Linked DNA regions of Homo sapiens: regions 1 and 2 are each linked to region 3. A link is a loop called in an ENCODE intact Hi-C map of the cell type or tissue named here. Cell type or tissue: PC-3. All regions are shown on one strand. Each heading gives the region's core, and the rest is flanking DNA. Links, peaks and the distances in the headings are about the cores only.

Evidence for each region. A loop is a pair of places that touch in the nucleus more often than their neighbours do. Peaks named below come from ENCODE experiments on the same cell type or tissue, not always from the same donor. Only the 100,000 strongest peaks of a DNase experiment are listed, where the experiment ranks them.
Region 1: it touches region 3 in a loop (6-fold over the local background); 4 of 110 quality-filtered maps call a loop at or near these places.
Region 2: a loop joins it to region 3, with 5 times the contacts of the local background. A loop is called at or near these places in 7 of 110 quality-filtered maps.

Annotation. Positions count from the first base shown.
Region 1 is chr3:21,482,922-21,490,514 of GRCh38, reverse strand. The region is part of intron 4 of ZNF385D (zinc finger protein 385D); the gene reads left to right. Among named protein-coding and RNA genes, the nearest start is that of ZNF385D-AS1, 56 kb to the left of the region's middle. In PC-3, for the core only: a CTCF peak has its summit at 5,795; no DNase peak of the experiment used is centred there; H3K27ac peaks cover 314 bases.
Region 2 is chr3:21,638,660-21,646,252 of GRCh38, reverse strand. All of the region lies in intron 2 of ZNF385D (zinc finger protein 385D), which reads left to right. Among named protein-coding and RNA genes, the nearest start is that of ZNF385D-AS1, 100 kb to the right of the region's middle. In PC-3, for the core only: no CTCF peak of the experiment used is centred there; a DNase peak (open chromatin) is centred at 3,592; H3K27ac peaks cover 1,653 bases.
Region 3 is chr3:21,749,227-21,756,819 of GRCh38, reverse strand. ZNF385D (zinc finger protein 385D) reads left to right here and starts at 5,610. Exons shown (of 8, transcript NM_024697.3): 1 at 5,610-5,925. The coding sequence starts at 5,904. In PC-3, for the core only: CTCF peaks have their summits at 3,651, 3,857 and 4,677; DNase peaks (open chromatin) are centred at 3,879 and 5,579; H3K4me3 peaks cover 1,918 bases; H3K27ac peaks cover 1,950 bases.

The sequences.
Region 1 (7,593 bases), core at 917-5,916, 270 kb after region 3:
ATCATACTCTATTGGTTGAGACAGGCATAAAGGGGTAGGGGATAGATTCCATCTGATGATGATAGAGTGACAGTCACATTGTATTGTAAGAAGAGCACGTGAGGTGGGAATTAAACCTAGCATCATGATATTTTTTATTTGAAAATTTTTTTTTGGATTGGAATAACAGCAAGAGCAAAAGAAGAGCCAGACGTGGTGACACACACCTGTTGCCCCAACTACTCAGGAGGCTGAGGTAGGAGGATTTCTTGAGCCTAGGAGTTTGTGGCTGCAGTGAGCTATGATTGCACCACTGCAATCCAGCCTTAGTGGCAGAGTTAGACACCTCAGCTCTAAAAGTATAAATAAATAAAAATATAAAAAATACAAAAGAGATGAGTCAGGACAACAAGAGTTGGAGAGCAAAGGAAAAACTGGGACAATAGGAAAGACATGTTGATAATGATAGCTAAGGAAAGCAGAGGCTAAATTCAGATTTATATAAGGTTTAAGCTATGTGTTTGCTTCAAACCAGAGCCATGTGTTTGAAGCAAAAGAATTTTAGGAACTTATGTAAAGGATGAATGGTAGCCTCTCAAGTGGTCAGAAGAAGGTTGTGTTCAGGTCCAGACAAAGAAGGAAGTCAGAAAGAGGTCTCCATAACCAGAAGATTGGTATGCCCTTCATATTAGGCCACATTCTGACCCAACCAGGAGCTTCACAATGTGCTGGAGGTCTGGAACCAGGAACTTCCTAGACTTCTAGAGGTCCATAACCCATTGCCCATCAAGGGCAACCTGTAGCACAGGATGGGGCAGATATGAGGCAGATAAATGAATGCCTCTAGCTGGAAAAACACTAGTGTTGATAAGTGAAGTTGAATCCAGACAGGTGTCACAAAAGCCAAAATCTCACTGAAATGACTGCATCAATTGGTTGGTTTGACATCACATGTCTAAAAATAGATAGAAATAACCCATCTGGGAAGTTAAAGAATGAGGAAAGTCTTTAAAACTCTATCCCCTAACTTCTTTCATTTTTGTGCTCAATAAGCCATTTTCTGCATTAGAGCCCTCAGAAGAGCCCTTTAGAGCATGCACCTGATACGAGAGCCCTGAGACATCTGCTGTGCCATTTAAATCCTCTCTTTGCTATACCCAGCTTTCTCTGTCTATGGACCAAATGTGCCTATTTTTTGCTCCACTGATTTAATAGCCCCAGGAAAGTTGATAATGTAATCATAGAAGTTCTATCTGAATGGAACATCTTGAGTTCTATCTCCAGTCTTTCTTTGGGGCTTCCTGGACCGTGTAGACTCTAACTTTGCTACGTTGCAGCTGCTTTTGGTGCAGAGCTTATTGGAATCATTCCCTCTACTTAGTGTGTGTGTGTTTCTGTTAGTCTATCAACTGCCAGAAAAATTTGCCTTATTATTTAGCAGCATTTTAACAGGTTTCAGTCCATTAAAAGCAAAAGAGAGCATTAAATGGCATTCTTCGGCTGTTAACCAGTGAGCTTTCATCAGTTTATTAATAGACTCTAACTGCAAATGTGCTCGTTACCTGCTAGGGCTTTAGACTGACTCTAGCGGCAACAATGGTATCCTCTGGGACTAGAAATCCAATTCTAAGTTCTACCTTCAGGTAATGCTTTTGGACTGCTTTGGAAAGTTAAACAAATAAATGCTGAAACTTTCCTTCCAGAGAGCTGAAACTGACTAGATTTATTCATGCTTTAAAAACTCTGGCCTAAGAAAAAAATAGCCAAGACTAAAGTAGCAAACTGACCAGTGGGCCTAAGTCTCTTCCAGTTGCCATTTTTTTAATGCCATTTCTATCCTGTTTCTACAGAGCTATTACAATGGATGGACAGAAAGCTGAGATTCAGGATGATTGGGAGGATACACATGGTTTCTCACAGAGAGAGTCAAATTCACTAGAACAGTATTAAGAATTTTGCTTTCATGAGAGAGTAGTAAAAGATTCTACTCCAGAGATGTAGACACATGTGGCCACTAGAAAAGCTAAATTAATATTAGCTTCTGGTGGAACTGGCATGCTTTTGGGCACCTCAACTGATAGTTCAACATTAGCATTATGAAAGTCACATATACAGTTATTTAGAATCTCTGTGGTGTATGGTAATTTAATGAAGGCTTTACCCAAGTGTATGTGTGTGTGTGTGTGTGTCTGTGTGTCTGTGTGTAGCTTATTAGATTCAATTTAAAACCCTGGCATGCTTCCTCCTTTTCCTGATAAGAGTTGTGTTTCCATTTTTGCCTTTACTGCAAGATTAGAAGAAATCTTATCAACAATTGTAATCCTCATTGAAGTACATGGCAGGGAAAAGGAAGAGGTAGATCAAGCACAAGAAAGGAACGAGACATATAATTTTATCCCTGTTTCAAATAGTTAAAAAAAAATATATCCAAAAGGGACTATTCAACCAGGAAAGAGTGTGACGATGTAAATATGTAAGTTCAATTTTCAAATACGTCCACCCATCCTCTTCCAATATAGCATTGTGGAAGCTCTTGAGGAAAACTGGCTTGATTTTAACAACTAAAGAAATTTCATTTGCATTGCACATTCTTATAATAGTAACAATAGCTTACACATTTGTAGCACATAGTACAAGTTAGGCATTCTGATGTTTTACATGAATTGATTCATTAAATTCTAGCAAAAGTTCAACAAAGATTTTTAATTTCATGTTGTGAATAAAGATATAATACAAAGGAACACAGAAGTTAGGTACTTGCCCAAAGTTACACATCTGATAGAGATTTAGCTGGAACCAAGATGTGACGTCAGCAAATCCAGCTTCAGAGGACTGATCCTGAGTGCTAAGCATGTTGCTTCTGTTAGGGAAGGTTGTGATCTAGCTATGTGTATTATATTTTCAGCAAGTATGTTTGATTCTCATTCCTCAATCAAATTTTCTCCATTTTATGACTATATTAATGTTATGCATGAGTATATTATATGGTGTGTGATTGCATTTGGAAGCATCAGTAAATACATAGGATTGACAATGAGGAAGATTATAGTGTTATTAGACCTACCATCATGATGTTAGATAAGATTTGTAATTTGAAGTAGAGACAGTGCTTACCAAATATCTATTATTCCCCTACATGTTTGAGCCCCTCTAACATTTATATTGGGGCCATATAATTAATTCTAACAAATGTGATAATAAGCAAAAGTAACTAATTGTGAACTGCATTTAGAAAAAAAACCCACTACAATGTAGGATCAGAGTAGCAAATGAAAGGCCACAATATTTTATGGAATGTTAAAGAGTTAGAAAAAACACTGGAGGCATTTTTCCTGGAAAGCTTGAGGGTAAAGTGCGAGTTGTCCTAAAATATCTGGTGTGTTACAGTGTAGAGGAATGAAAAGCCTTATTCTAATGGCGTGAAAGTATATAGCAGAGCTAATCAGTGAAAAATACAGAGGAACTTATTAGATTCAATATAAATAAGAACTTGCTTTTGATACCACATGTGGGACCCTGCATTACATTTGTAAATCATTTATTTTTCGGTTTTGCCATTGTCTGCCACTTCCAGTAGAATAGAAGTTCTTCAAGAATATGTATCTTGTTCATAGCTATTTTCCTAATGCTTTGCATGGTCCTAGCCAGTTTAAAAAAAAGTATGATATGAATAGTCATCATACAAATATATGAGTGAATCAATGAACAAATAAACATTCTATCAAATAGAGCACTCTAGATATTTTCCTGACTTTGGAGGAATTCTAATACAGGCTATGTGATTGGTTGCTAGGAATATTTTGGAGCAACTTCCAGCTCTGGATTGTGGTCGTACTAGATGTGACCTAATGTCTGTCCCAATGCCCAGATTCTTTCATTTTTATATTTTACATTTGAACTTTCCTGATCATTAAAGCCTTTTGCTTTTTACTTCCCAGCAGATAGGAAATTCAGTCAAGATGTTTGTTGTTGCAAAACCACAAAGAAATATTGCAAGCATTTTTTTAGCCCTACCTGTTTGCAAGCACATTTATCATCTTTTGATAACATGGCATCCTATTCAGAGAAATGGACAGTATGCACTTTGTAATCAGGATGGAGGCTGTGATATGACTGATGTGAGCCTTTATCAGGTATCATTGTCAAATTTGAGTCTCTGAATGAAATGTGTGTGTTTGAAAGGCCAGCACTTGGGTTTATGAGACTTGGCTCCTTTTCTTCATATGTAGTTATAAATTAATGCGTACAGTGATACCTCATTTCAAGTTGGGTGCTCATATGCATGCATGACTCAATCTTGATCATCAGTCAGATTAGCCTCATTATTCACTGAGCATCACTTCCACTCAGCTGGTCATCGGCTGAATTTGTGACTCTCTAGATAAATTGTTTCAATCTCTCTGCTAAGCCAGTTTTCAGAGACGGCCAACTTCTAAATTGGCAGCTATAAAAATCATCAGCTGGTGACCCAATCCTAACACAGGATCCTGTGTTAGGTAGGTGTTTTAAGATAATTCATTGCTATCAAGGAGCTTTCAGTCTTGCTTAGTAGAGAAAACTGAAATGTAAATACTGTGAGGTGTGCCTAAAAGTACAGGCAAAAGGGGTGGTACAGATGTGGTGATGGTGGTAGTGGGATTCAGATAAAGGGTTTTTTTTTGGGAAAAGAAGATGAGATTTGGACTCAGACATTAGGTTTCTAATCTCAGCTGTACCATTTAATTTTCTTCATCTGTCAAGTAACAAATCATAGGGAGGATGATCAATAATGCAATTAAGGCCTCTAACATAAGGCCTGCCACATAGTAGGTGTTCTGAAATGATAGAAAGTTACTGTTACTATTTATTATGATCATTATTATTAATGTGAATTAGAATTTTGAGGCAGAGGTGGAATATCCCACTTCTCTGTAATCCTCACAGATGGGAAAAATGGTGAAAGGAGGAATCAAAGAGATGTTATCTATATTAAAAAAACATAGAGGAAGATGATAGCTAACCTAGCAAGAGCAGAAATGATGGTATAGCAGAAAAGAGTGCCAAGGCATTCCAGGTCCCTTGATGTGCCAGAAAGGTAAGAATCAATGATGCCTAATGGGCATTTGCCACCACCAGCTGGCAGTTTAGGACAATTCAAGTTGTCTTCTCAAGTCGGCTCCAGTATTTAGTAGAGCTTGCCCTTCATAATAACATAAGTGTCTCTCTAATGTTTGCATTAGGACCCATCTCCAGCTTTATCAAGTAAGTGAGCCTGTGGATCAGGATAAGCATTTTTTTAGAAGGCATCTTCCTGAGCCAGCTGATCATGTAACACTGTGGCTCAGAAACACGTACATGTGAAATAAACCTTGACGTGTTTCTAGCAAATAATTCAGTTTAAACTTAGGACATGGAAAGTTTCTGGTTCAAAAGAAAATGGAGTAAACTCATTTCACCTTATTTCTCCTGCATTAATTATGAATATAAAGTCTGGACAGAACACATAAGCCAAGCATTAGGAGACTTTGAAGAAAGAGAAGTAGGGAGAGAGGTAGGACTGTCTAGCAGCCTCAAGACTTACAGGATGACTCAGTGATAAGTTCCCCATTTTTGGTTTGTTTCCTTTATTTTGTTTTGTTTGCCTCCTATATATGCCGGTCTGGGCACAGGAGCAGTCTGCAAGCTAGAAGTACCAATGGGTTCAGACAAAATAGTCCCAAGACAAGTCTGCTCTTTTCAGTCATATTCTAAACTTGGAAGAGACAGCCTTGTAGGATGGGACTCTTTTGATTATACCCACTGTATTCCAGGAGAGCATCTCAAACCTACCACACCTCTCCCTCTCCTCCCTGACACTTCAGAATCTGGATCAAAGAGTCCTGCTATTTGTGCTCAGCACTAATGCAAGCAGAGGCAGTCCCCCCTCCAAAGGGCACTGGTAAAACTGCAGGGCAGGACACTCTTGACCATTCCCATCTTGTGACAATGGATCTAGACCCTTTACATATCCTTCTTTATAAGCTGGCATGATGTTAACCTTTGTCAGCAGGGGGCACTGGAGAGACATCGCAGGAGGAAGAGGTCTGTCTTCTTGGTCTTGGATGTTCACTGACCAGACTCCTGCGGTGCAGATAGCTTCTTCGAAAGATGCCCAGCTTGTGCAGTGCATGGTGTCCAGAAATGCCCACAGACTAGTGGCCTCTCTCAACACACCCCTAAAGCAGTTTTGTAACATTGTGCCTCTAGTGAGACATTTTCCTATGAACCACTTCTACTGGCACCCTAGAGGGTTAGCAAGTTCCACCTGTGATGCCTCATGGCAACCTCTCTACCATTCAGTGAGCCACGGTCAAACCGTGTCCAACAAGGTCTAGAGCTCAGCCCTGGGAAGGGTGAGCTCTTTTCTCTAAGCACATTATTTCAGCCCTAGGTAGGCATGACTGCTCCTTATATCTGCTATTCATATATTATTTGGAGATGTCTTTATTTCTTACTATACAATCGTCATTAAGCAATCCCTTGTTACAGTTAACATTAAATTTCCCCTGTCCAAATTACGATGCCAGTTTCTCTTTTTTGATTGGACCCTGACTGACAAAGAATGATGCCAATAGCATGATCCGTAAGAGAAAAAAAAAGATAAATTGGATTTCATCAAAATTAAAAACTTATGGTCTGCAAAAAAGAAATATTAGTCCAGGAGAAAATTTTTTAATTCACATATCTGGAAAAGATGTTATATCTAGAATATATAAAAAGTACTTTAAACTTGACAGCAAGAAAACAAATAATCCACTTAGAAAATAGACGAAAGCCATGAGCAGACATTTTGTCAAATAATGCACAGATGGTACAATGAAAAGCACATAAAAAGATATTCCACATTATTAGCTATCAGGGAAATGCAAATCAGCACATTATAAGATACCTCTACACACCTATTAGAATGTGTAAAATAAATAACAAATCCCATCAATGCTAAGTTCTGATAAGGATGTAGAGCATCAGGGAGTTTTATACATTGCTGGTGAGAAAGAATTTGGCATTTTCTTGTAAAAGTAAACATATACTTGCCATATGACCCAGCAATCTTACTGCTGGGTATTTACTCCAGACATTTATAACAGTTCTGTTAATCCTCACATACAGTAGAAACAACCTGTCTTTCATTGGGCAAGTGGATTAACAAACTGTGATACAGAGATACAGTGGGATACCACTCAGCAGTAAAGAGGAATAAACTATTGATATGTATAATTTGGATAGATCTCAAGGACATTATGGTGAGTGAACAAAACCAATCTCAAAGTGATCCATCTTTTACTATTCCACTTATGTGACATTCTCCAAATTACATTGAAGACATAGCATAGTTCCCAGGATTTAGGGTTGGAGGTAAGCTATGACTTTAATGGGGTAGTACAAATAACTATTTTTTGGAGCAATATAGCAGTCTATTCCTGATCATGATGATGATTACAAGAATCTACACATGTGATAAAATTTCATAGAAATGTATATTTAAACAAGATTACATGTTAAAGCTGGTAAAATGTGAATATAATCTCTAGTTTTTAATAATACTGTCTAATGTCAATTTTCTGGTTTTGGTAATTTTGTTTTGGTTGCTGTTGT
Region 2 (7,593 bases), core at 917-5,916, 110 kb after region 3:
TCATTTACTTAACCATAATCAAAACCATGATTGCATATACTTACATGGCCGGTTTTGACACCCTAAAAATTATACATCTCCCTTCCTTAACTTTTAAAATGAAAAATAGTTTTTAAAAATTTCCCTGAGGTTTTCTTTCTTTAAAAAAAACTTATCTGACACTTTGGCCTCAGCCTCCACATTCTTTTTAGGTATTTTCTCATTCCCTGTAAATGAGGACCGAGCTTCTTTGAATGAGCTTTTTACACAATGCTCATTTAAACTCCATTCTTGGAATTTGCTGCATTTTGAGGTAGAAGACAAATTTGAAACTCATCTATATTGAATTTTAAAATAACCAAGTACAAACCATTCCTGGTGAAAATGTACAGTTTTTCTCTATACATAATGCTGAACATGGACCTAGAAAAGGTCAACTGAAAAAAGACCCAGAACTGTGACTTAGTAATGAGGGAGAAAAAATATCTAGTTGGATGAAGTCATACTACCTTTGTCCAGTTGTCCTTCTTTGATTCTTTCCTTCCCCCACACAGGGACTGTTGGCAGGAAACTTGGCTGACAGCGAGCCATGGTGACTGCTTTGGAAGTAGGTGGAGACTGCAGGGAACTTTAGCTTTTCCAGAAACTCAGAGCTCACAAAAAAACATCTGTAGAAGTTGTACCAAGTAGCTAATTTACCAACTCTATTTTTCTCAAATTCCCAGCCCAGCTTTAAATCTCGCAATTTGGATTGCCAGTGGATTCAGCGGTTTACCATTTATTTACCTTTTCTGGTAATTGCAAATGCAGTTAAGATCCCCCACCTTTAGGAGAGTTCAAGACTAAAGGAGTCAGTAGCTTAAACTAGTGTCTGCAAATGTGTAGGTTGTGGAGGTCTTAACTGCCTTCTGACTTCCCAGGCATCTTCCCACCCTGAGTCCCAGCTGCTAGTGTGATCTCACTGCCTTGTGCCACCCCCTCTCAACAACTGTTTATTTTATCAGTGACTCTAACAACCTTGGCTGCAATTTGATTTCAACAACTGTTAACTGATTAGTGTGAATTTGAAAGTACAGCTTTGCCAATTCCGGTACTGCCAGTGGGCAAAATAACCTGATATAGTATATGATTTTGAAATCATAAAACTTTCTCAGGGACCGTTGCATCAAACATATACTGAGTTTTCTGATTTAGAAGCCTTCAAGGTCATTTGGCTCTCATTGCACACTTATTATCCAAGTTAGCTTTCCTGTTTGTAGACATGGGAATTTTGCTTCTTCTCAGATAGTACTTTTATTTCGTGTAATCAGAAAAGCAATCAGTTTTGAGTGTCATCTATTAACTAGGCAGATAAACTAGGCACTGTGCTGGGCATTTCATCTAGGTGCTGATTGGAACACAATTTTTATTTTAAAAAAGTTGTTGCAGTCACTTTTACACAATAATGTGGCTTGTTTCATCTCAGACAAGTGTGATTCCTGTGTGATGTAGTATAAATTTTAATCCAGGAGGTACATATGCAGGAAATTTACTTTTTTTTCTTCAAACCGAACTTAATGTCTATTATTTTGAGCCTCCGTTGTATGTATTGTAAAGATACAATTTTAATTGTGTTCAGTCTTTCCTGGAATATACAGCAGGTACTCAAATGGCATCATTTACTTCAACATTATCTTGCTATAAAATTGAAGAGAAAAAATGTCATTTCTTGGCCAGGGCCACTGTGTGGAGTTTGCATTTCTCCCATGTCTGCGTGTGTTTTCTCTGGGTACTCTGGTTTCCTCCCACATCCCAAAGAAGTTCACGTGAGGTTAACTGGCATGCCTACCTTGTCTCAGTGTGAGTGAGTGTGACTGTGTGTGAACCTGCATTCTGTGATGGAATGGTGTCCTATGCAAGGTGGGCTTCTGCCTTGCACCCTGAGCTATGGGGAGAGTCTCTGGCCACCTGTGACCCTGAGCTGGAATAACTGGGTAAATAATTATCTTGCTTTCATTAATCTTTCTTAAATGTGTATATAGCTCACATTTATTTTAATGTTGAATATCAGAAATGTTTTGGTCTTTATGTAGAAGTTTGGTGATGTTTTTGTAATCAGAAATATGCCATAGAAACATAACTTGTTTATATAAATTAGCCTGTAGTAAAATTAGTTTGCTGCCTGTTGTTCTGCTTAAAGTTGCAATTTCCAACAACTCATTGACAACATTCAATGAAGAGTTACTATACCTAAATCTTGGGTGCTTTAAAAATGTCAAGGGGCAGGAGACATCCTGTTCTTTGTCCTTTTCTGTTTGTACTGGCAAGAGCTGGGATGCACTCAGAGTCTATCCCACATTATTCTTGGTTGTCCAGCCACATAAGTTGCTATTGTTGCCCTTTGTTCTAAACCAGCACTGTACAATAGAACTTTCTGCAGTTTTGGAAATGTCTTGTATCAGTACTGTTCAAATGGGAAGCCACTAGCATCATGTGGCTAGCATTGGACACCACAGTTCTAAACCACAGGGTCTCGGCGGATCACCTCACTTTCAGCCATTTCTACACATCATTAAGTGTTTTGAAATATATTCAGTCATTCCTCCCATGACACTCTAAATATCTGGAACACTGAAAGGGATCTCTAAGGCAATAATAGTGTCAATGCTACTCTGAGGTGCATGAGAATTCATTTTACTGAACTCCCTGTCACAGGAGCATTCTGGGATTCTGTGAGATTGACTCAGACTCATTTGCTTAGATCTCCCCTACCTCTCATGCAGACATATGTTTTTCTTTTGAACTATGGTGAACACAAGGAAACTCTGGGTATTTGCTGTTTCACCAGTCCTTCCTGGTGTTAGGGTAGAGTGAAGATGGAGGATACAGCTGGAACAAGTTTCCTTTTGCCTATTTTCTCCAAAAATCACATGGCTATCCTGTCATTCTGCTACTCACCTTCTTATTTAACAACCAATGCTAGCTTTTTACCTTCTCCTCTCTTTCCTCTCTTCTTCACCCCAAGGATTGGTGTTTTCCTTTGAACTGAGAAAATTAGCTCTTACATGAGCATGCATTTCTCTCAATCTGTCTTTTTATGATGGAGGTTTTATACACTGTGGCTCAATTGCCCAGGTCTTACAATTCAAAACATTGGCTTTTTAAAATACATTTTTTTCTGCTTTCTTTTTTTGGTGATAAAATAGATATACTATAAACTTTACCATTTTAACCATTTTTAAATGTACCATTTTAAGTGTAAGTATATTTACATTGTGCATTCGTCACCGCCATCTGTCTTCAGAAATTTTTCATCTTCCAAAATTGAAATTCTGCATTCATCATTTCTCCCTCTCCCGAGACCCTGGCAACCATCATTCTTCTTTTCATCTCAATGAATTTGACTACTGTAGGTATGAGGTATAAATGGAGTTATACAGTGTTTGTCCTTTTGTGTCTGGTTTACTTAGTATAATGTCCTCAAGGTTCACCCATTTTGTGGCCTGTGTCAAAATTTCTTTCATTTTAAAGACTTAATAATATTCCATTGTATGCACAGTATAAACCACATTTTGTTCGTCCATTCATCCATTTGGGCCATTTATGCTTTTTTGACTGTTGTGAATAATCCTTTTATAAACATTTGTGTGCAAATATATGTCTGAGTCACCACTTTCGATACTGTTAAGTATATACTCAGAAGTCTCTGCTTTCTCTTAATTAGTGAATGTTGCTGACTGAATCTAGGTAGGGTGAAAATACTTCAAGGAGCATCTTGGCCTATAAAAGATACGTTATGTCATGCTATGGAAGGACATTGCCTAAAAGGAGAGCTGAGGCTGGGTGTGGTGGCTCACACCTGTAATCCCAGTGAAGTGGCAGTGTTTAACTGGGGTGATACTCGAGGTTTTTTGTCTCATGCCAAGGAAATCAAGGACTTGGACACACAAAGAGTGAGGTTAAGAGGGAAGGTTTAATAGGCTAAATAAAGAGAAGGGCTTTCTCTGCTGCAGAGAAAGGGGTCTTGGAGAAATGGGTTGCCAGTTCTGCGATGGAATGCAAAGCGTTTTTTGGATGAGTTTGAGGAAGCAGTGTCTGATTTACATATAGCACAAAAGACTGGTTGGACTAGGTGTGTCATTTGCATAAAGCGCAAAACACTGGTTAAGGCTAGGTGTGCCATTTGCATAGGGTGTGAAAATCTGGCCACCACAACCTAATCTTTTATTATGCAGATGAGTTTTCTGCCTGGCCAGTGCCATGTTGCCTGTTTCTTTACTGTACACGTGGTGACAAAGAAAAGGGAAGAAGGAGCCTCAATGTTGGACATGCCTTGCCTTCAGGTAGTCCTTTTCTATTGGCGCAGCTGCTGGCATTCCCCCATGCAAGCTTCCAGCTTGCCTATTTATGTGTGCAGCTTGATATTTTAGAATGCCCTTAGTTAGAAAAGAAATGATTTGGGGCTGCTTTTTGTTAAAAGGGAAGGTCCACCAAGGACTCTTTTACACTCACTATCTGTCTAAATAATTTCTTTGTCTCTCCTGTATCAACAGCACTTTGGGAGGCCAAGGCAGGCAGATCACTTGAGTTCAGGAGTTCAAGATCAATCTGGGCAACATGGCAAAACCCCATCTCTATATTAAAAAAAAAAAAAAAAAAAAAGCTGACTTGTTCTGCATAGTAAAATGATAAAAATTTTACATTGTCCAGTCATAGAGAGTTGGTGATATGTGTTAATAGAGAGAACGGAGAGATGTAATAATGGTATAACAAGAAAAAGCAGCCTGAGTTACACAGCAAGGGGACCAGACAATAGAGGAATATAACCTTTGAAATTCCCAGTGATGAGACAATAATAATAATAAATAATAATTTTTCTTCCTCATTGGTTTACTCCCCCACATACCTCTCACCTCCCCCTCCTCTGCTCACTCCCTCTCTTTTCCTTCTCCTCCTCCTATTCCTCTTCACCAACTTGTCTGGTACTGTACTTCATTCCTCATATTAAAATTTGCTCTAGGTACTCCTTAACACTCAACTAAACCCAAGAGCACTAGGAAAATGGAAGGTAGGGAGTGATTTCCAGTGTTGATGAAAGTGGACTAATGAGAAGGATGCTCACCACAGGAACTTGTGAGGAAATAGTTACAGCAAGAACACGTCAGGAAAACCATAACTCTACTTCCAGCCTTTACGATATTGCTGAGAATTTGGGACATTCTACTACATAAAGGTGGGCATCCAGACAGTCTTGGTTATGAATATGTGTTCTGATTTGGTGACTTAGGGCATTTAGACTCTAACAGTGACCATTTTCATACCATCCCACTCCTTCATATACCTCTGAGTAGGCAAAGCTGTGGGTTCTCACATGTGCAGTCACAAACACGAAAGAATACATTCACAAAACATTCTAGGTCATTGTTATAGTTAGTGAATTGGTAGCTCCCTGTCGCTAGAGGTACTTTCACCTTCAGCAGACATTGTGCTTCTCAGTGCCTAGAAAAATTATAATAAATTTGGAAAATAGTCTTAGTCAGCTCTGGCTTCTATAACAAAATACCATAGAATGGGCGGTTTAAACACCAGACATTTATCACAGTTCTGGAGGCTTAAAAGCCTAAGGTTAAGGTGCCAGCAGATTCTGTGTTTGGCAAGGGACTTCCTCCTGGCTTGTAGATGATCATCTTCTCATTGTATTCTCACAGGAGAGAGGATTCTCTAGTATCTTTGTCCTTATAAGGGCACTAATCTTGTCATGGGGGCTCCACCCTCCTGATTGCCTCTAAACCTAATTACCTCCCAAAGGTCTCACCTCTTAGTACCATAACACTGGAAGTTAGGGCTTCATCATACGAATCTGGGGCAGACAAACTTCAGTCCATAACAGTAAGCATCTGAGTTTCTAGCGTGGTGACTCAGATTTTTCCATTATTTGGCGATAGACCTTAAGAACATGGTTTGTGTGGAACGGGATGTATTTTCACACTTTTCTTTAGTCACTATCATGGCTCAATCAAAAAGTGGAAAAAAGCCAGGGAACCAAAGAACAAGGCCCAATTTCCACCATGTTAATGGCAGTATAACATGTGAATTAGAAAGCTTGAGAGGACCAGTTCTAGATCTGTGAAGCTCTCACAGCACAGAGTGGAGTCCAGGCTTCTTTATTTCTCAAAGACTTGGAAAAGAAAAGAATAAGTGAAAACTTTAAAGAAAGAAAGAAAGAAAGCATTCTGATTTTAAAATTGAAAATAATTTAAGGCTAACAATTTAAATTTTTAAAAGCTTAAAGTGCTGGAAAAGAAGAATAATCCAGAAAGATCATTTAAAACCCTAAAAGTGTCTTTGGATTGTTTCTTATATAATAAAACTATGTCTGAAATGTTTGGTCTCAATTTTCTTTTTTCTGGACTACAATAGTATGGTAAAGGAATTTCTCTTCAGCAGACTCACATGGTGAACATTTTTAAAATAAAAAATCTATAACTATTATATATAATTAGACTTTAATCAAAATTGCTTAAAGCAGGGCATGTTTATAACACAATTGGTTTTTATGTGAACAATATAGAGAATTTCATTAAAATGAGACTATCATGCATAGGCAGTGTTAGGATGGTCAAATATTAATATTCATGGTGGTATAAGGCAGGCTAATTTACAATATCAAAATGCTGGACAAAAGCCAAGTGTCTACCAATGAGGGAATCTTCAAATTATGATAGATCAGTAAAATTGTATTTTATATTGTCATAAAAAATAATGGTTTGAAAGAATATTTAATGACATAAAGAAGAGCTCATGATAAATTCAAGCATTATATAAAATTGCATTTTAAGTAATTTTCCAATTTTGTTAAAAATTATATTAGCTTTATTTATTTATGTAATGTATTTGTCAATTCATTCAACAAACATTTATTGGATACTTACTATGTATCATATGCTGCCAAAGCTCTGGGGATCTAGAAAACACAAACATTCTTGCTTTCATGCCGCCTGCATTTTAGTGGAGGGAGTCACATAATAAATAAATAAGCAAGTGATATATAAAGTATTCCAGAAGATGCTTACTGCTCTGGAAAAAAAATAAAGCAGGGAAGAGATACAGGGCATGTGGAAGTGATCAGTGTATATTTCTATATGCTTTTTATCTTAGTTGTTCTTGAACAATTTGAAAAATTATAATTGGTTGCTCCCTAGGTTCTGAAATTCTAGATAAGTCAGATTGGGAGTCGGATTACATAACAAATTAGAGTTGCTCTTTTTGATGTTAAAATATGTATGCGTATATGTAGATCTATCTGGTGAATTTTAAAAACTGCTTTTTATACTCTGTATCAGAGTTTCCATTTCTTTGTGGTTTCTTACCAATGCATATGTGTGTATGCTTCAGCTACTGAGGAAATTTCTCTAGATAAAGGGTTCACATGTTATTGCCATTTCGACATTCCTTGTCAAATTCCAGTACAAGCTTATATTTCACTATAGGTCTTCCAGAAACCTGAGTATTACAAGATGTAGATAAAGGCTTAAATAAAGCATAACTAAAGTAGCTTTCTATGTACAAAACCAATGTACTTCTTGATTGAGATATGCCAGAAACAGCACATGGTCTGAGACTTTACAGTAATGG
Region 3 (7,593 bases), core at 993-5,992:
AACTGTTTTGACATTGAGTAGTGGTATACTATAGGCCAACTCAGGCTTAAAGTAGCCTTCCAGCACATGTCATTCATATGTCAACACATATGCATTCAAAAGTTATTATACTTTCAACAAATATTCATCACTAACTCCCCATATACTTGTGCTTTTGCTCTTATAATGTCCCACGACTCAGTGTTTAGTGTTAACCCTCTTCTCCTTTTTCAATCTATACTTCCTAAAAGATACTATCTGATCTCATGGATTTTATTATCATTTATAAAATCATGACTTCCAAATTTAAATATGAATCCCAAACATCTCCTTTGAGCTCCAGACCCATATAGCCAAACTACTATGAAACATTTCTACTTGGATATAATAAGAATGACAAACCAGACATGCCCCTACACTGACCACCTTCTAACCTCCCCTAAAGCAAGTTCTCTCAAAGTTTTTTCCTGAATTAGTGGAAATTCTGTCCTTCCATTTGCTCAGTCCTCAAATTGTGAATACTCCACTACTTTAAAAAAAATCTTAAATTGCTTATCTAACCTACCAGAGAATTCTGTGGACCCATTTTGGTACATGTAGAGAATCTGACCACTTTTTCTACCGCCACTGTTTCTTCCCTGGTCCAAGCCATGTTCTCTTTCCTGGATTACTACAAAGGCTTCCTAACCCGTCACCTTACATCTGTCCTTGCTCGCTTTAGTCAATTCTTCATACGTCAGTCATAGTGAACTTGTTGAAGCATGTCAAATCACGTTGCTCCAAAGTTATATCATGTAAGTCATAATAAAAGTCAAAGTATTTCTAATGGCCTAAAAAGTTCTACTGAATTTGGCTCCATCTTACCTATTTGAAGTCAACTCTTGGTTTGCTTTTTAAGATCTACTCTACTCTAGCATATTGGCCTTGTTGTTCTTCCTGGCACTCATAAGGTGTATTCCCCATTTATCCTTTGCACTTTCTGCAGCGTTCTTCATCCAGCACCTGGAGTAATGCCTGGCACATGATAGGCATTCATAAGATGTTAAATTTATTCAAAAATGTTGAATGAATTCATAGATAAATAATGAATTTGTTCATTAAACGATGGATTTGTATGAGGTCATGGAGTTAAAAAAGAAAATCCTCTTTCATTTGGGTTACATACAAGTAAAGGCAAATTCCCACACTAAGTTTAAATGCTATAGTAGGAATTAGTACAGTGTGCTATGTGAAAAAGAATACAAACAACACCTCATTTAGTCTTTTGGTGAGAAAAATGTTCTCAGAAGACATAATATTTAAACAGACACCCAAAGATTGATTACAGATTGCTTCAGTAGAGAGAGCAGGTGAAAGGGAATGTAGTCTTCAGGTGAATTATAGCCATACTTTAGGTTTCACACAGTGAAGAGTGTGAAGGACAAAGTATTTACAAATGGAGAAGCGAATAGGGACTTGGTTGTCGAAAACCTTAACGACCTTGGTGGATAAAATACGGAAACAGTGAAGAATACTGAGCAAAGGAGTGGCATGATCATACCATTTTTAAAGATGATAATGGATCTAATATGGAGAATGAATTGGACATGGGCAAGTCTGAAATCAGGAACACTGGATACAATTTTATTGCTACAATATAGATAAAAGATAAAGGTGGACTAAACTAAAGCCAAGGGCGAGGCAATGGAAGACACAACTGAGCTATGCTAACTCATGCTGAATCTAAGTCTCTGCTCCATGCAGCTATGAGAATTTGAAAGGACAAACACACTCACAAACTGTGGCCTGCAGTACCATCTGGCATCTGTACTGAATGGAATTTAAGAGCAGCTGCTGCTAAGCATGGACAAATTCAATTTGTGTGAACACTTTGCACAAAACACAACCAACCTCAAAGAACTGACTTCAGGCACATAGAAAAGTATGATGTCTTACACACAATACAGCTGTACTTAGGATGCTCATTCATTCATTCCCTCATTCACAAATATTTATTGTATAATGACAAGTAGCAGGTACCTTTCTAAGAACTGTAGATATAGCATTGAACAGATAAAATCCCTGCCCTCACTGAGATTATATTCCAGTGAGGAGAAATCAAAAATAAACAGACGTCTAAAATAGTGTGTCAGATGATGATAGTTGCCATGGAGAAAAATAAGGGAGGAAAGGAGGTTAAGAAATGTCAGGGGAGGGACAAAGGCATTTTAAAACTGGAAAAAAAAAAGACAGTGAATTAGTACACTGATAAACCTTTGAGCAATATTTGAATGAGATGAGGAGTCAAGGCAGGCAGCTACCCGGATCTTAGAACACAGAAAAAATTTTCACCCAACCATGATATTTTAATACAAAATATGTAAGTGGTTTGAAGGCATCCTTTGTTTTAATAGTGCTAGGTATAATTTTATCTGGCAAGCAGGTTGGTGCTACAGCTGACCCCAGATGAACTGACTTAATTCACCTTCAGAAGCTCCTAGGTTCTCACAGATTCTTAGAGACAGGTAAAGGTCAGGGTGTGAACCAGATTCTTCCCTAGAAGCTGCTAAGTCGCTCCCTTGAGATGACATATGAAAGCATCTCTCAGGCACAGCTGGCATGTTCACAATCCTCTATCTAGCCAAGATCAGCTGTGGTTTCATTTGGAAATTATTATGCTTCAAAATTAAAAAAAATAATATGTTGAAGAAATGTGTGTACTACCATGTTCATTGCAGTATTACTCACAGGAATCAAGCAAGGTTTCCACTAGTGGATGAATGGATAACAAAGATGTCGCATATATACATAATGGAATACTATTCAACCTTTTAAAAGAGGAAGATCCTCTCATTTGTGACAATATGGATAAACCTGGAGGACATTGTTGTCTTAAGTGAAATAAGCCAGGTACATAAAAACAAATACCCAATGATTTCACTTATATGTAGAGTGTAAAAAGGTCAAACTCTATAGAAACAGGAATAAAATGGTTACCAGAGCTGCAGGGTGAGAGTATTAGGGAGATGTTGCTCAAAGTACAAAACGCAAATACACACACACACACACACAACAACAACAACAACAACAACAACCACCAAAGTTGCATTTTTTAATAAATGTATACAAATAAATAAAATAGTTTTATGTAAAACAGGAAAAAGTATACAATTAAAACAAACATCACTTGTTTTCCATCCAGAGATAAACAACTTTGTATCTTAAGCTTCTACATTCCAGATAAGCCTTAATTGCAGGGAAGAGGGGCACATATCTTTAATTTAAAAGGGCATCTTCCTTTTCTGTTTGAACAGAATTACATTGTATAGATATTACACTCAATTGTTTCTGGAATGCCATATTCTTTCAAAGGCTACATGCTGTTTTTTGGGGTATACTACCAGGCAAAGATTGGCATGTTCTATTACCAGATGCTCCCTGCTGATGTATTTGTGACCATATAGATATATTTGTTTCTAGAACATGCAGTGACATTGTTTTATTGGGGGTGACTTTTACCTGAGCCATTATAAATAGCACATTTATTTGAAGAAGGAAACCTGTTGGAGAACTGTAATATAAATTCAACAAACAAATAGTAAGACAACTGTTTCTTACTCATCACATCATTAAGAAAGTTGCTTAACATCTCTGAGCCTCAGGTTCTTCATTTGTGACATCTGTAATATCCACCTTTCTATATCTCAATTTGTTAGTAATAAAGATGACATGTGAAAGTGCCTTTTAACTGTAAAATGTCATGCAAATGCAAGCGTGTTATTAATGATTAAGGTAGTCCTTTAATGTTTCAAATCTCCTATTTGAAACTCAACTCTCAATGCTTGCATCTTCCAACTACAGGAACTCAAATGGACCCAAAGCACTAACATTAAACTACAGTGCCCCCTAGCACATGTAGGAGGTCAAGGCAGCTTACAGGCTTCATGAATAAGCTCTACCACAGATGGTTCTTTTGCCTGAGGGAAGAACTACTAATTGTACTTTTGGACAATTTCCATTTGTCCAAAAGGAAAAAACATTTACGCATTTTCTTCAATACTTTCCCGTAACATTGTTTTTATTTTAATTTTTAAAAGGGAGTAAAAAAGTTAATATCCTTTACTATGTAAATTTTCCTCTGGTGGCTTTAAATTAAGAGTATTTCTAAAAGAACAGCCCTAGATTTATCTTAAGATTCACTGTGATGTTTCTGATTTATATTTGCTTACCTACTTTCACTCACCAAATTCTTTATAATCTAGCGTGAGAGAGGATATTGTTCATTGCACTCTTCACAGAGGTAGAATACAGTTAAGCTTTTATGCAAGATTGCACAGAAAGCCGTTATTATGAGCTTCAGCCCCCTAGTTTCTATGCACATTAAATCCACCAAGAGATATAGAATCGCGTAAGGAAATGCTATAGAATATTTTAATATCAAAATGTAGAAATCTTTGCTATCACACTTTTATAAAAGCCCAGATTAAAAATATATCAATTGCATTCTTCCATAGACTACAGTTCTTTGTTTATATTTGGTTCTTAATTTCATAAATGTCTATAGAAATTTATAAGTTCAAATGTTCCAGTACGTAAATTGGTTCCCAAAGTGATGAGTCCTTAGGAAACGGAACTTGCTGTATGAGTTTATTTTTTCCATGCTGTGCATTTAAGTATTAATCAGCACAGCTTTCAGGGATTTCTTTCTAATATCCTTTTCTATGTAAGATAAGGACTGCAATTCATTATACCATTGGAGGAGCCAGAGGCTTTGCTAAGCTTTGCCTTTCTTGACCGTTCATCTCAAATTTAATGAGAGCGTTGTGTGTGTGTGTGGTGGGGGGGGGAGGGGGGTGGGTGTGTGTGTGTGTGGCTATATTATATTGGTGACTGGACTCTAACTATGGCACAATGTTGGTTGCCTTTCAGGCTAATCGTCTCTCCGTTTCAGGAGGTCAAAGATCATTTCAGCCTCAGTGTGCTTTCTACCTGCCTACTAAGGGAGGCAGCAAATTTGGTCCTGGGCAACTGAGAGGTGACTTTTATCACCAGTTATTTTTCTTCACATCTTTCTATCAACATAATAGCTCAGGGAACACTCAAGAAATAAAAAATTACACTTCACCAAGTACTAGCTTTCTGGGATGTGATCACTTCTAAGTGTGAACCTCTATTACCCTAGCAGTGGTCCCTGGCGTTCCTTTTATTCCTCTTATATATAAACATCACAAAAAATAACAACAAACCCTCAAGCCCACAGCAAAGAGAATGCAAGCACGGCACCATCCCTCTTCGTACTGCCGTTTTAACTTGGTAGAGGAGGTTAAATTTTGGAGAGAATGGTGGCATTCACAGGAGGGGCGGGGTAAAAGTGTTGTCTAATTACACGTTAATGGCAGAACTCGCCTTAACCACGTCCCTCCTGCACAGTGGTGAATTTCTCCTGTGTGTTCCTGTGTGGATCCCGACACTCTTCTCGCTTTAAGAGAGCCTCCCGCGCCCCTCACTCCGCCCCTTCCCAAGTCTCTGGGCTCGTCAAAGCTTCCCGAGAGCCATGGTTGGTCCAGGCAGGCAGTCGGAGCACCTCGTGGAGCGGCTGCTAACCCAGGGTGGGGTGGGGTGGGGTGGAGGGGTCTGCTTGTAGTACTCTCAGTCCTGATGTCACAGGCGCGGCAAGGACATCGCAAGGAGGAGTCGGATTACAGTAAGGATGGGCAGTGCAGCAGGCAGCCCGAGCGCACTCTCCAGCCGCCGGGGATCTTAGCCCTGGAAAGGCAGCCTGCAAGGCGCTCATCCCGCGGAGGAGGCACGCTCTCGGCGCTCACTGCTCTCCACGCCGGGGACATTTCCACCGAATGTAGCATGAAAGGGCTCTGCTCTACGTGCCAGCCTTGGGTGAGAGCTGATGCTGAAGACACCGCGGTGGGATTCCAGCTGTCTGATTAATGAGAAACATAATGTATTTTGGTGAGTGTTCACTCTGATGATGTAATTCTGGGGGTGTCCGGCTCTTCATCCGTGCAGACAAGCCCTTAAAAAATTCTTTAAGCAGCAAGAATATGTTACATTAAACCTACCTCCAGTTGGCAACTGGAGGACCAAGCCGGTGCAGCCTTCAAAGCTTCCTTTGTGCCACAACTGGGGCTGTTAATTTAGCCGTGGATGAGTTTAAGTTGGAAAAGAAAAGAGACAGGGACATGTGGAGGGGGCGGGGGGGTAAACTTTGCCTTGATTTGCCTGAATGAAGTTGGCTCTTTTAGCTAGGTGAAGGAGAAATAGTGCAGCGTGGGAAGTCATGAGCTAACTTAATGGAATGTGAAACAAAGTTTCTATACAATTGATGCTGTGAAAGCTTAGTCAATATGAGCATTTCATTCAGTATTTGCTGGTTTTTCTTGTTCTGAGGCGGAAAAGGAAAACATTGTCTAGTGAGCAGTGTGGTTGAGCAGCTGAGAACACTTCTCTATATCATCTCAGTGCTCTGTCTAGCTAGGAGCAGCCTAGCACAAAATGCATATTATTTGAAACCTTTAGAGGTCTCGGAGATGTCAAATATTTGTGCAGGTCAGTTTTGTGCCACGGTAGAAACCTCAGTTAGGTTTTCAGTTGAGCTGCCTGCATTTCCAGAAAGCATGTTGAGGCTTGGATCCGAGCTATCAGTTGAGCACTGGAAGTGGGCTTGGAGCTGTGCATTTGCACTCTAACGCCGCAACTTACTGCTAGTACAGGAGGCAAGCCCCTTCACTAAATAAGAAGAAGTCAAAGATAAGGACTGAATATTTGTTCCTCCTCTCTGAAGTTATGCTTTCCTTCTGTAAGTCCTATCTGGCGTCATCATTTAAGGGCATCTATGCGATATTAAAAGGTTTGATAGAGCAACTGGAGAGGGGCTAGGAAATGTATCCAAGATGCAAATGCTCTGATTTCTTGGTTTGCTTTAAATATTAAATCTAGCGTCTTCTTTCAGATTAAAGAGGTATTTAGATAAACTTAGGTTGGGGCACTATTAGTTTGTTGGAAATTTATTTCTGTATGTACTATTTGCTCTGTTTTGTTTCCTTTAGGCTTTGAGACACTTGAGAGTGTGTGGAAGGAATCTAAGTTCCAAAAGCTAAATGCCTTTAGTTGTCTTGACAGTTTTGATTTGCCTATAATTTGTATCATATTAGAAGAGAAGTCTTAAAATAGCTGAAAATGATTTGGAAGAAACAATTTCATTGCATTGCCAAATTTAAGCAGAATCTGTAGTTAAAAACCATCTCTTTCCAGTGGGTAGTAATGGAGGTGGTAAGCTTGTTTATTGGCCACTAACAGAGTTTATCATGCATATATTTTCATAAATGGAAAAGCTTGTAAAGATAATAGGTCTTTTGGACAAAATACAATTTCAGCATCAGTAATGATACTGAAGGATGATGAAACAGATTATAATTTTAGTTTATATTTTCACCCTCTTGAAACAATTCCTTATGTGATCGTCGTGAGGAAGTAGGGCCAATTAGAATAGCAGTAGAGTCTAAAAGTACTGGTCAAAGGCCATCCATGCTGGACTGGATTATCGTGTGACTATTGGAGAAATGTTCAGTGGGCTAGCTTGTGTTATTAACTGTATGCTAGTTCAGCCTCTTGTAAAGC